Regions from separate parts of the Homo sapiens genome. Here region 2 is linked to region 1. The links are chromatin contacts, found by Hi-C or POLR2A ChIA-PET in ENCODE. All regions are on one chromosome and are shown on one strand. The core of a region is the stretch at or near the end of the contact, and the rest is flanking DNA. Distances in the headings are between cores, read along the strand shown.

Region 1 (5,812 bases), core at 1,310-3,809:
GAAAAATGGCTGCCTGGCACGTGCCTTTTCACAGGTGTCTCCATCTGTAACCTATCAAACTCCCAACTATGTACGTGAACGACTCTTGCACTTTGGTGACAGGCTTGGGGTCACCTCCTCTGCCTGTTGACGGCAGGCTGACCCTGCAAACTGCCCTTGGCTCACCAGGCTGCCCTGCAGGCTCTGGGGCAGCACCAGCAGCCTCTCACTCACACGGGGCTCGGGCACGAGGGGCGCTCTGAGGCCTCCTCCGGTGCGGTGGGCTCTTTGGAAGTTGACACAAGCTTCTGCACGCACCAGAGTGAAAAATAAATGATTTTATTGCAGGGCCAATGATAGGTAGTCACAAGGGCATGAAATGGCAGATCTCTTGTCTGAAGCAGAGAAGGCACACTGGCAGACTCCATGTGTGTCAAACGCTGTGCATGAATCAGGTTTTTAGAAGGAAGGTAGGAGAGGAAAACTACTCACTAGCAGAACTGAACTGCTGTAAAATAGGTTAAATTCTTTGAAAAGTGAAAAATGATAGTAGCAAAATCATGAAGTTGTATCTGAACCAGAGCCGTGATGTAACCAAGTAAGATGGAAGTTTCCATCCAGAGGAGTTAATTCCGAACAAGTCACAGAAAGGTGAGAGCTGCCGGTTCCGGCACGCTGTCTTCTGGAGTGCCAGTGACCGGGCAAGAAATTTGATTCTTTCCTTTGATACTCTTGGGAAAGAACACATTTCCCAAGCCCCTGGAGACCCACAGGGTTTGGCACTGTCCGTGAGGCTGTGCTCCTGAGGACGGACGTTCAGGAGGCCGTGGAGGAGCAGCGCTGCAGGAGCAGGGTGTGGCAGCTGTCGCACACTCGCACCGGCTTGGGGTAGGAGGGCAGGGCCAGCTCGTTGCTGGAGCAGGTGTTGCAGAAGATGTGGCCACAGTTCCGGCAGTGGTGCTACAGGACGGGAAGAAGGCGGTCACAGGACACCCGGGGAAAAGCCATCCGCACACCCTCCCTGCTTCCTGACCCAGAAGCGCATCATTTGCTGGGAATGGGTTCTTATGTTTCTGTGGGGTGGTGAGGGGCTGTGTGCAAACAAGGGTCTTTTTTTTTTTTTTTTTTTGAGATAGAGTCTTGCTCAGTCGCCCGGGCTGCAGTGCAGTGGCGCGATCTCAGCTCACTGCAAGCTCTGCCTCCCAGGTTCACGCCATTCTCCGGCAGTAGCTGGGTCTACAGGTGCCCGCCACTATACCTGGCTAATTTTTTGTATTTTTAGTAGAGACGGGGTTTCACCATGTTAGCCAGGATGGTCTCGATCTCCTGACCTCGTGATCTGCCTCCGCCTTGGCCTCCCAAAGTGTTGGGATTACAGGCGTGAAACACCGCGCCCGGCTTTTTTTTTTTTTTTTGAGTCTCTGTCGCCCAGGCTGGGGTGCAGTGGCGCAATCTCGGCTCACTGCAACCTCTGCCACCTGGGTTCAAGCGATTCTCCTGCCTCAGCCTCCCAAGTAGCTGGGATTACAAGTGCCTGCCACCGTGCCCGGTTAGTTTTTGTATTTTTTTAGTAGAGATGATGGGGTTTCACCATCTTGGCCAGACTGGTCTTGAACTTCTGACCTCGTGATCCACCCACCTCAGCCTCCCAAAGTGCTAGGATTACAGTCATGAGCCACCGTGCCCGGCCTAAGGGTGTTTTTAAGACAAAAAGTTTACTTTTGCTGTACTTCATCACTAAGCCAGTGAGCTGCTAGTCCATGTTACAGGAAGAGTCTGGTTCGTTCTCTTTGCTGCATTCCAAGGGGGTGGAGTAGATCCCTTTCTAAACAGGTTCCCTGGGTGCCTGATAAGACATCAAGATGAGCACCTGTGCAGCCTCTGCTTCTGACTCCACAGATGGGGACAGCCAGGCCTTGTAGACACATGTGATCTCAAAGGCAGCCTCAGGACGTGGTTTCTAGCTCTGAGCTTACTGCAAGGCACTGCCTGAAACTCGGGTTGGGGAGCGGGTGGGGTAGCTGTGGCTTCCTCTCTTCCACAGAGCTAGGCTGTTGATGGGAACAGACAGAACATGGCTGTGGCAGAAAGGTGGGTGGCGCTGGCAGTGTTTCCTTTAGCTCCCAGTTTTGCTTATACCCAACTCTTCCCCTACCCAGCTGGTCTTGGTGAGACTGTTAATAAGGCCCAGTCAACCCTAGACCCAAGGGTGAGCCTAGGACCTTGTTTCCAGAACCTAAAGGGCAGGGGCAAGCACGCTGCCTAGATCACTAGTGATTTTTGGTGACCTGCTGCCCTGTAGGTTCCCCATAGATTGTTTTTGCCTAAGTTGGGCCAGATTTTGTTCCTGCCGCATACAGAGAATTTTCAATGACACTCCCCTAGAGCAGCTCTGCACACAAGGAGCCCCATCTCCCCAAAAATCATTGTCAATCACTGAAAGGATGTGCTGGAGACCAGGGGCCTATGACTGGCCAAGGCCTCCCAGAAAGAGGGTGCCAGGATGGAAAGCCATCTGCACAGGCAAACAGGAGAGGCGGGGCTGCCCATCTGCCACAGTCAGCACAGTCACCGGGCAGTGAGCCTGCTCTGATATGGGCTTCTGGAACCAGAGAAAGGGGAATCCAGCGGGCAACGACTCAGGGCACTGGGAGGGTGGGTGGAGCCCCCACGTACCTTTCTCCGGGAAATGGAGAACTCCTTCTCACACTGCCTACAGTGTGTCGCTTCGTCATCTTTCAGCCAGGCGTGGCCCTGAAGAGGAAAGGACATTCTAGAATCCACTTTCTGTCTAAGCCCCTGATGAGTGGGTAGCTGCGTTCTGGCCACATCCATTGTCCCTCATAGCACCTGTTTCCTAGTGAGGCACTGTTTCTCCATCAGATGGGGCCTCACAGGACTGTCATCAAGGGGCTCTTTCCCCGTCTGGCCGCAGCCGGGATTTCTGCATCCTAGCTCCGTGCTCCACCTCTTGGCCTCTGCAGGCTGCCCTGGGGCCTCCAGGCGGTCTCCAGCATCTGCTCACTCAGGCACACTCCCACTTTCAATCAGTTCCCTTTGGCTGAAGTAAGCAGAGCGAGCTTCTGGTGCCTGCAACCCTAGACCCTGCCTGAGACACTGGCCGAAGTGCTAGCTGAACTGGCAGGCGCGGAAGAAGGGCCAAATCTGAGTGAGACTAAGACACTTGTTGACGCTGATCCTTGTGGAGAGACAGAAGGTGATGGACAGCGGGCACTGCGTCCCACAGGCCTGAGGAAGCCCTTCTCCATGCGGGCCAAAGCCCTGATTCTTGACCAGCCCTGGGGAGCACATGGACTCCATTCCACAGGGGAGGCGGCTGAGGCTTTGAAAGGTGGCCCCTCAGAGGGCTTTCTCAGGGCGAAGCAGCACCTGTGATTTATTTGGGCTTAGGGACTGGGGTGTTCCAGAGAAGTCAAAGGCATGAGGTACTTTTCTGGCCTGTTAACATCTGCTGGACAAGATTTTCTTGCTGACAAATAGATCCTCACAGACTGAGCTAGAGCCATATACCCTTGGGGCTGCCAGTGTGTGCCCAGGACATTCATCCTGACATCAAAGAGCTCTGGCGGCTCTAGAGTCCTGTTTTATGATTTCTATCCTCTGATGCTGTGAAACTGATATTACCTAGAAGTCCCGGCTGCTGTTAGTTGCTGCCCCTGACCTGGCACTTGGAAGTTAGATGCCCAGAGACATCAGGGTCCCTGCTCTGCACCACGTGGAACAGTGTGCAAAGGGACTGCTTTTGCATTGCTGCCACGGCACAGCTGAGGCCGAAGCGGGGTGCTCCTGCAGGCAAGGCTGTCTTGAAGGCCAGGCTGCCGTGCCCCCGAATGTCTGCCTCCTCTCCCACACTCTCCGCCCTGCAGCTCAGCCTGGCACCCGCACCCACACCGGGCCACCTGCAAACTCCTGCTTTTCGGTGGAATGTGTCATTCTGCCCTCCCCACCAGGGTGCGGAAACCTGGCCCAACTCAGGGCTTGGCTTGAGTGGTCCCTAGCAATGGCACAGGGCACTGCAGTGGGGCTGGCTGGCCTCTGGCCCCTCACTTCAACAGAAGGGCCTGTTTTCCACTGTTTAAAGATATCCGCGGGTCCCTCCTCTCCGCCACCTGCTTCCCCCTTAGGGAATGCCCATCAGGCCTATTTTGAAAGCACAGCTGATGGTGGAGGAACTGGAGTCGGAAGACCTAGGCTCAGCTTCGGCCACCTGTCAGCATCGCCCTCAGCCGAGGGACACGTTTCTGAGCAGCGTTTGGCTTCTCTGTCAATACGTCATCACCACTGCCTCAACCACACGCTCTCACCTGACTGTTGGGATACTTAAACGTACGAGCACACGGGCAGTCAGCACAAGCTGACAGCAAAGAAGTGGTTCTTAGCAAGGCAGTACCTTCAGTGCCTGGTTCACTTCTTTTATATCTTCCATCTTCAGCTTGGACCTAAGGAAAAAAAAAAGGCCATTTCATAGCAGTGAGAGAGAGTGAGGCTCTGAATCCCTAACACAGCTGGCTCTCAGGACTAGCTTTGTGAGGATACCGGACTTGTGAGGAGACCCAGAACGTGAGTTGTTAAAATGCCTTCCGCCTCTGTACAATCCCAGAGTTGCCTCATCACACTGGCTCCCGTCTGCTGAGGGCTGAGGCTGAGCCTGGGACTGCATCTGGCACGAGAACACACTGCTTAGCCTGCAGGGGCTCAAAAAGACTTTGAGGGAGGCTGAGGCGAGAGGATGGCCTGAGGCCAGAAGTCCAAGACCTGGCCCTGTTCTGCACTAGTCTCTACCGCTCTCCCCAGCAGGAACCTGAGTCTGCAGGCTTCTCCCCGGCCTCCATTCTGCTGCCTGCTGTCTGGAAGGGGGAAGGCTCAGATGGCATAGCCATTTGTTCTTGCTCCATTCTTGTTCAGTGTCAGAACAATTCCTTTGTTTACACAAGAGACAGGACTGAACATGGTCTAAATTGGCAGAACTAAACCAAATAAAATGAAGCAGTTTGTGCAATTGAGGGAAACAGTCTGATCCTTTTTTTTTTTTTTTTGAGACAGGATCTTGCTATATTGCCCAGGCTGGAATGCAGTGGTGCAATCATGGCTCACTGCAACCTTGACCTCCTGGGCTCAAGTGATCCTCTCACTTTAGTCTCCCAAGTAGCTGCGACTACAGGTGCATGCCATCACGCCTGGCTAATTTTTGTATTTTTTCTAGAGGTGGGGTTTTGCCATGTTGCCCAGGCTGGTCTTGAACTCCTGACCTCAATTGACCCACCTGCCTCAGCCTCCCAAAGTGCTAGGATTATAGGCCTGAGCCTTTTTCTTTTTTTCTTTTTTTTTTTTGAGATGGAGTCTTGCTGCATTGGCCAGGCTGGAGTGCGGTGGTGTGATCTCGGCTCACTGCAACCTCTGCTTCCTGGGCTCAAGCAATTCTCCTGCCTCAGCTTCCCAAGTAGCTGGGATGACAGGCGCCCGACACCACACCCAGCTTATTTTCTTGTACTTTTACTAGAGATGGGGTTTCACCATATTGGCCTGGCTGGTCTTGAACTCCTGACCTCAAGTGATCCACCTGCCTCGGCCTCCCAAAGTGCTGGGATTAGAGGCCTGAGCCCCCACGCCCAGCCTGGCCTGGGTCTTTCTTAAAAGCTGAGATCAGTCTGAACTATCATCAGATTAGACTCATCTCAGTGACAAAATGGCAGGTCTCTGGGAAACACAGGCTAGACTTCGAAGGGAGGGATTAGAAAACAGCATCAGGGCATTTAGAAAAATCCCTGTGGCTTTTACTAAAGATCGGGAGGCAGCTCCTTCCCTTCCTGGT
Region 2 (5,812 bases), core at 154-2,653, 91 kb before region 1:
GATTTTAAAGATCAATAAAATTCTTCCCCCTTAAAAAAATCTACTTATTAAAAAATTAAGCAAAATCTTCCATTTCCTAAATCAGAGGTAAAAAGACTTAACTATGGTTAATCTTGTCCTCTCAATCTTTTAATATTAAGCTCAGTTTAACTTCCCTCAACCAGCAATCACTTGTGTCATGCCCAGCGGTAATACACAATGCCCGGTTTCTTCTATCACCATAACTGTGACCTCAGGTCCTGCGAAACAGGACTGAACCAGTTCACTAGGATGGCAGTGTATTGGTCCAAAGGCATTCAGATTATAATAACGTACCGCAATGATCATCGAGCAGTTACTAAATGTCGGACTTCCCTGTCTTATTGTATACATATCTTAATTTAATCCTCACAAATCCATCGGGTATTATTATATCCATTACTTGACAAGAACGGGGGCACAAAGGGTAAGAAAACTGCCGAAGTTCACAGAGCAACCAATGACCAATCAAAGACTCGAGCCAGGGCCTTAGCGTTAACCACTGCACGGTCTATCCCTGAACTATAATCCCAGCACCATCAGTACACTAATCGCATGACCTTGGGCCAGTCATTTCATACCTCCAGGCCTCCGGTGTGGAAAGAGATGCACTTAGATGAGCTTTCGGGGGCTTTCCTGCTTTTAACGCCCTGTCCCTCTCCAACTGGATTACTCGCCTCCAGAATAGGTGCTGTAACTGCTAAGTTTCTCAACCACTGCGTGTTCTCCTTCTGGTACATTCCCCTTTCTCTTCAGGGAACTAGGGTCCAGTCTCCGCTTTGGATTTTCAAATATTAAACTGTAACGCTAGTTGTAAACATTCCCTCTCGGTCTAATACCACCCTTCCCTACTACTAGGGGTACCTAGTAGGCCCGATTCCACCCTATACTTTTACCCAGTTACTCCAGCCCACCTCGCGGCTGCCCAGGCAGCCGGCAAAGAGGCCTAAGAAAGCCCTAGAAGCAAAGCCATAGGAATAAGTCAGCTTTCCCAGAGGTCAAAGAAGGCTGTCGGGCCACCTGCCACGCCTCCCGACCCCGGCGGCGCGGCCTGGGCCCGCAACCCAACCAAAGACGCCCGGATTCGGGCCTCCTCGCTCACGGCGGGCGCGTCGGCCAGGGCCTGGGCCCTCAAGAGCCAGCCCGACCCCTCAGTCGCCGGCCACGCCCGACCCCTCAGCCGCAGAGGCGCTCCCAGCCCCCCGAGGTCCTCACAGGCCCGAGGACGCGCTCAGGTCTCCCCTCTCACCTCTAGCCTCCCGGGGACCGCGGGGGTGCCCGTGCCCCTTCCCGCCCGCACACCTTGCCCCGCGCCGCAGTAAAGAGAGAGGCGGAGGCGGCCCGACCGTCACGTGCCGCAGAACCAAGAGGCCTCGGCCACCGCTGCCGCGCGAGCGAGCCCCACCGCACGAAGCCCGGCCCTGTGCCCGCCCCTGGCCCCTGAGTAGCCACAGCCGGCGCCAAGTCCCGCCCTCCCGCGCAAGCCCCGACATCCGGTTGGCCGGCGTGGGCATCGCTCTACGCACCGTCCCATACGCCCCCTACGGCTATTCTTCGTGGAGTGTGAAGATTGGCCGGGAGTGAGGCAGGAAGTGGCTGTTGGTTGGGCGGGAGGTGAGGGGCGGGCCACGCTGGATCGAGACCGCCGGGCGCGCGCGTCTCGGGGCGGGGCTGGTTTAACAGGCGTTCCCGCGTCGGTTGCTGTGGTGCCTTCGGGGCGTTCCAACCCAACCCCCAGTAGCCCTCACCCGTCTGGTTCCTGGAGCCGAGACTTGGGACGCATCGCGCGCCCTTCGCTGACGGGGCAAACGGCAGCCGGCAAAAGGGGTAGGAGTCCGACGATCGGCCATCAGGAAGGGCCCGTTGCAGCGAACGCGGGCCCCTACGGGCGTGAGCAGAACCCAGCGCGAGCGCCTGGCCGGATTGGCGTGCACTGCTCCGCGCTGTGTGAGCCGGCGCCGCAGTTCCTGCAGAGTCATGGCTCGGCCCAGGAGCCTGCGCAGCCTCGTCGCCCAGCATAACACACAGTCCAGAATAATATAATCCGAGGTTATTTGAACTTTCAATTTATGTTTCCTGAAGTGAGATTAGGTGTCAGGGCAGAGAGATACAGGGATGACAGGACGAGAGAAAGGATGGTGCCATGGAAAGATTTAAGATACGCCACCATTTTAGTAACCCACTCTTAGTACATCTTCAGTTTTCAGTATGCTGAGAACCTCACAAAATGGAAGTGGCCCAGGGTTTTTCTAGACCTTTAGAGATCCTGATCTCTTGTTCTCTATTTGTTTGGACACCCAAAGGCTTGACTACTAGGGTGGAAAACACTAGAATCAGCGAATGTATCACTGATCTGAAAAGCCCTCTTGCCACCGGGAAGGGGAAGAAAGGCAGGGTTTGGTGTTTGCATGAGTTAGTATCATCCAACCCTCAACCCCCAAATTTTTTTTATTTTTATTTTTTTGAGACGAAGTCTTGCTCTGTCGCTCAGGCTGGAGTCTAGTGGTGCGATCTTAGCTCACTACAACCTCCGCCTCCCGGGTTCAAGCGATTCTCCCTCAGCCTCCCGAGTAGCTGGGATTACAGGCGCCCGCCACCACGCCCGGCTAATTTTTGTATTTTAGTAGAGACAGGTTTCACCATGTTGGCCAGGCTGACCTCAGGTGATCGACCTGCCTCTGCCTCCCACAGTGCTGGGATTACAGGCGTGAGCCACGGCGCCCCAACTTCAGCCCCAAAATTTGTGTAGGAGAATTTTGGTTTCCTGTCTACCTGGGGAAGCAGCTATTCAAAGCAGAATAAAATTCTGGATGCTACATGATCCAAATAATGAGCTTAAAATGTAGTTACAGGAAGTACATTTGTGAGCAAAAGAGCTACTCCTGCAAAGGTAAGTGCCAAAAGACTGTGGTACTATGGAGAATTCAATGGGATTCTGAAGGGGAGGGACTGCTTCCATCCAGAATGGACTGGCAAAGAGGTCAGAATTGGCTGGGCGAGGTGGCTCTCCCTGTGATCTGAGCACTTTGGGAAGCTGATGCAGGTGGATCATTTGAGGCCAGGAGTTCAAGACTAGCCTGGGCAACATAGTGAGACCCCTGTCTCTACAAACATAAAAATAAAAAAATTAGCCTGGCATGGTGCACACCCGTAGACCCAGATACTAGGAAGACTGAGGCAGGAGTATCCTTGACTCCTGATTGAGGAGGCTGCAGTGAGCTAAGATCAGGCCACTGCATTTCATCCAGCCTGGGCAACAGAGTGAGAACCCGTCTCTAAATAAATAAATAATAAAAACAAACAGATGTTTTACATGGGCATCGTTTGTGCAGTCCAAAGCAATTACAATAGTAACATCAACCTGGATCACCATGACAGATATAATAATGAAAACATATTATACGAATTCCCAAAATGTGACAGAGACCAGAAGTGAGTACGTGCTGTTGGAAAAATGGTGCTTATAGACTTACTTGATGCAGGGTTGCCACATTCAATTTGTAAAAACACAGCATCTGTGAAAACCAATAAAAGGAAGTGCAGTAACAAGAGGTTTACAGCCTGTTTACATTCTGACATGGAGCAACAGTCAAGATTTAGTGTCATGTGAAAAAGCACAGAGAAAGGTGTGTTTCCTTTCATACTGAAAAGGGAGATGTATTCTCATACATGTAAGCTTGGCCAAACAAGCTTACTAGAAAGAAACACGAGAAACTGCTAGGAAAGGTTAATGCTGGAGAGGGGGCCTGAAACTCTAGAAGCAGAAATACTTTCTTGGCCAGGCACAGTGGCTCACGCCTGTAATGCCAGCACTTTGGGAGGCTGAGGCGGGCGGATTACCTGAGGTCAGGAGTTCAAGACCAGTATGGCCAACATGGTGAAACCCTATCTCTACTAAAAATACAAAAATTAGCCGGGCATACTGGTGCACACCTATAGTCCCAGATACTCGGGTGGCTGAGGCAGGACAATCGCTTGAACCCGGGAGGCAGAGGTTGCAGTGAGCCAAGATTGTGCCACTGCACTCTAGCTTGGGTGACAGAGCCAGACTCTGTCTCCAAAAAAAAAAAAAAAAAAAAAAAAAGAAATGACACTTTCTTTAAACATGCATATGATTTTTTCAACAAAGAATCAGGCCGGGTGAGGTAGCTCATGCCTCTAATTCAGCACTTTGGGAGGCGAAGGTGGGTGGATCACTTGAACCCAGGATTCAAGACCAGCCTGGGCAACATGACAAGACCCCATCTCTACAAAATATACAAAAATTAGCTTGGCATAGTGGCTTGAGCCTGTAGTCTCAGCTACTCAGGAGGCCGAGGTGGGAGGATTGTCTAAGGCCAAGAGGTCAAGGCTGCAGTGAGCCAAGATTGGGCCACTGTACCAGAGTAACACCCTGTCTAAAAAAATAAAAATAGGCCAGGCACAGTGGCTCACGCCTGTAATCCCAGCACTTTGGGAGGCCGAGGCGGGTGGATCATGAGGTCAGGAGATCGAGACCACGGTGAAACCCCATCTCTACTAAAAATACAAAAAATTAGCCGGGCGCAGTGGCGGGCGCCTGTAGTCCCAGCTACTCGGGAGGCTGAGGCAGGAGAATGGTGTGAACCCGGAAGGCGGAGCTTGCAGTGAGCGGAGATTGCGCCACAGCACTCCAGCCTGGGCGACAAAACGAGACTCCGTCTCAAAAAAAATAAAAATAAAAATAAATAAATAAATAAAAATAGGCCAGGCACAGTGGCTCACGCCTGTAATCCCAGCACTTTGGGAGGCCAAGGCGGGTGGATCACCTGAGGTCAGGAGTTCGAGACCAACCTGACCAACATGGAGAAGCCCTGTCTCTACTAAAAATACAAAATTAGCCGGGCATGGTGGCTAATGCCTGTAATCCCAGCTACTCGGGAGGCTGAGGCAAGAGAATCGCTTGAACCCAGGAAGCAGAGGATGCGGTGAGCTGAGATTGCGCCATTGCACTCCAGCCTGGGCAACAAGAGTGAAACTCCGCCTCAAACTCACGCCTGTAATCCTAGCACTTTGGGAAGCCGAGGCGGGTGGATCACGAGGTCAAGAGATCGAGACCATCCTGGCTAACACGGTGAAACCCCGTCTCTACTAAAAAAAACCACACACACAAAAAAATTAGCCGGGTGTGGGGCGGGTGCCTGTAGTCCCAGCTGCTGGGGAGGCTGGGGCAGGAGAATGGCGTGAACCCGGGAGGCGGAGCTTGCAGTGAGCTGAGATCGCGCCACTGCACTCCAGCCTGGGAGACAGAGCAAGATTCCGTCTCAAAAATAAATAAATAAATGAAAGAAATAAAAACTTAAAAAAGGAATAAATTTTAGCTTTAGCTTTTGTACTTTTTTCAAAATAGGCAGTATGTTTAAAAGAGTAAACAAAATTGTTGATCCATTTATCCTTCGTATCCAGCTTCTTCTCATAGCTTGTCTCTCCATCCTTCCCTCAAAGCCACCCTCATCCTTGCTCATGCCTACCTTTTGCTTGAAGGAGAAAGTGGGCACACAGAGAGAGGGAGCACTCACATTTTTATCCATTTACTTTTTTTTTTTTGACAGATAAACACTTTGTTTATTCATCCTCCTCCTCATCTCCTCCTCGTCTTCATCTTCCTCTTCCACCTTTTTCCAGGCAACTTTAGCAGGACGCTTTGAGCCATCAAACTTCCCTTTCGACTTAGAATCAGCAACATCCTTCTCGTACTTCTCCTTCAGCTTTGCCGTCTTAGTGATGTAAGGCTGCTTTTCACTGTCATTTAAGTTATTCCACATCTCACCCAGCT

What was found. Hi-C counts contacts between places; a loop is a spot of excess contacts on that map. ChIA-PET counts read pairs that join two places held with the same protein, here RNA polymerase II (POLR2A). Pooled maps may share reads with other maps.
Region 2: a pooled map shows a loop between it and region 1 (2.4-fold over the local background). The contact joins the promoter of CANX here to the enhancer-like site in region 1. A Hi-C loop is called at or near these places in 1 of 168 maps with a recorded cell type or tissue (G401) and 3 of 50 pooled maps. POLR2A ChIA-PET finds 5 or more read pairs at or near these places in 22 of 52 experiments (AG04449, AG04450, CD4-positive, alpha-beta T cell and 18 more).

Annotation. Positions count from the first base shown.
Region 1 is chr5:179,604,503-179,610,314 of GRCh38, reverse strand. RUFY1 (RUN and FYVE domain containing 1) reads right to left here. Exons shown (of 18, transcript NM_025158.5): 16 at 4,391-4,439; 17 at 2,656-2,733; 18 at 303-939. The coding sequence ends at 796. The region is part of intron 4 of LOC128966623 (a long non-coding RNA gene); the gene reads right to left. Among named protein-coding and RNA genes, the nearest start is that of RUFY1-AS1, 3.7 kb to the right of the region's middle. RefSeq lists enhancers at 2,438-2,497, 2,565-3,065, 3,066-3,566. Within about 2 kb of position 2,559, at least 10 of the 41 ENCODE cell types and tissues checked have a DNase peak (open chromatin) inside an H3K27ac peak, as active enhancers do; they include CD4-positive, alpha-beta T cell and OCI-LY7, where a contact is called at or near this core.
Region 2 is chr5:179,694,558-179,700,369 of GRCh38, reverse strand. CANX (calnexin) reads right to left here and starts at 1,403. Exons shown (of 15, transcript NM_001746.4): 1 at 1,268-1,403. It also overlaps the pseudogene HMGB3P22. RefSeq lists enhancers at 149-208, 1,769-2,298 and silencers at 1,019-1,308, 1,349-1,758.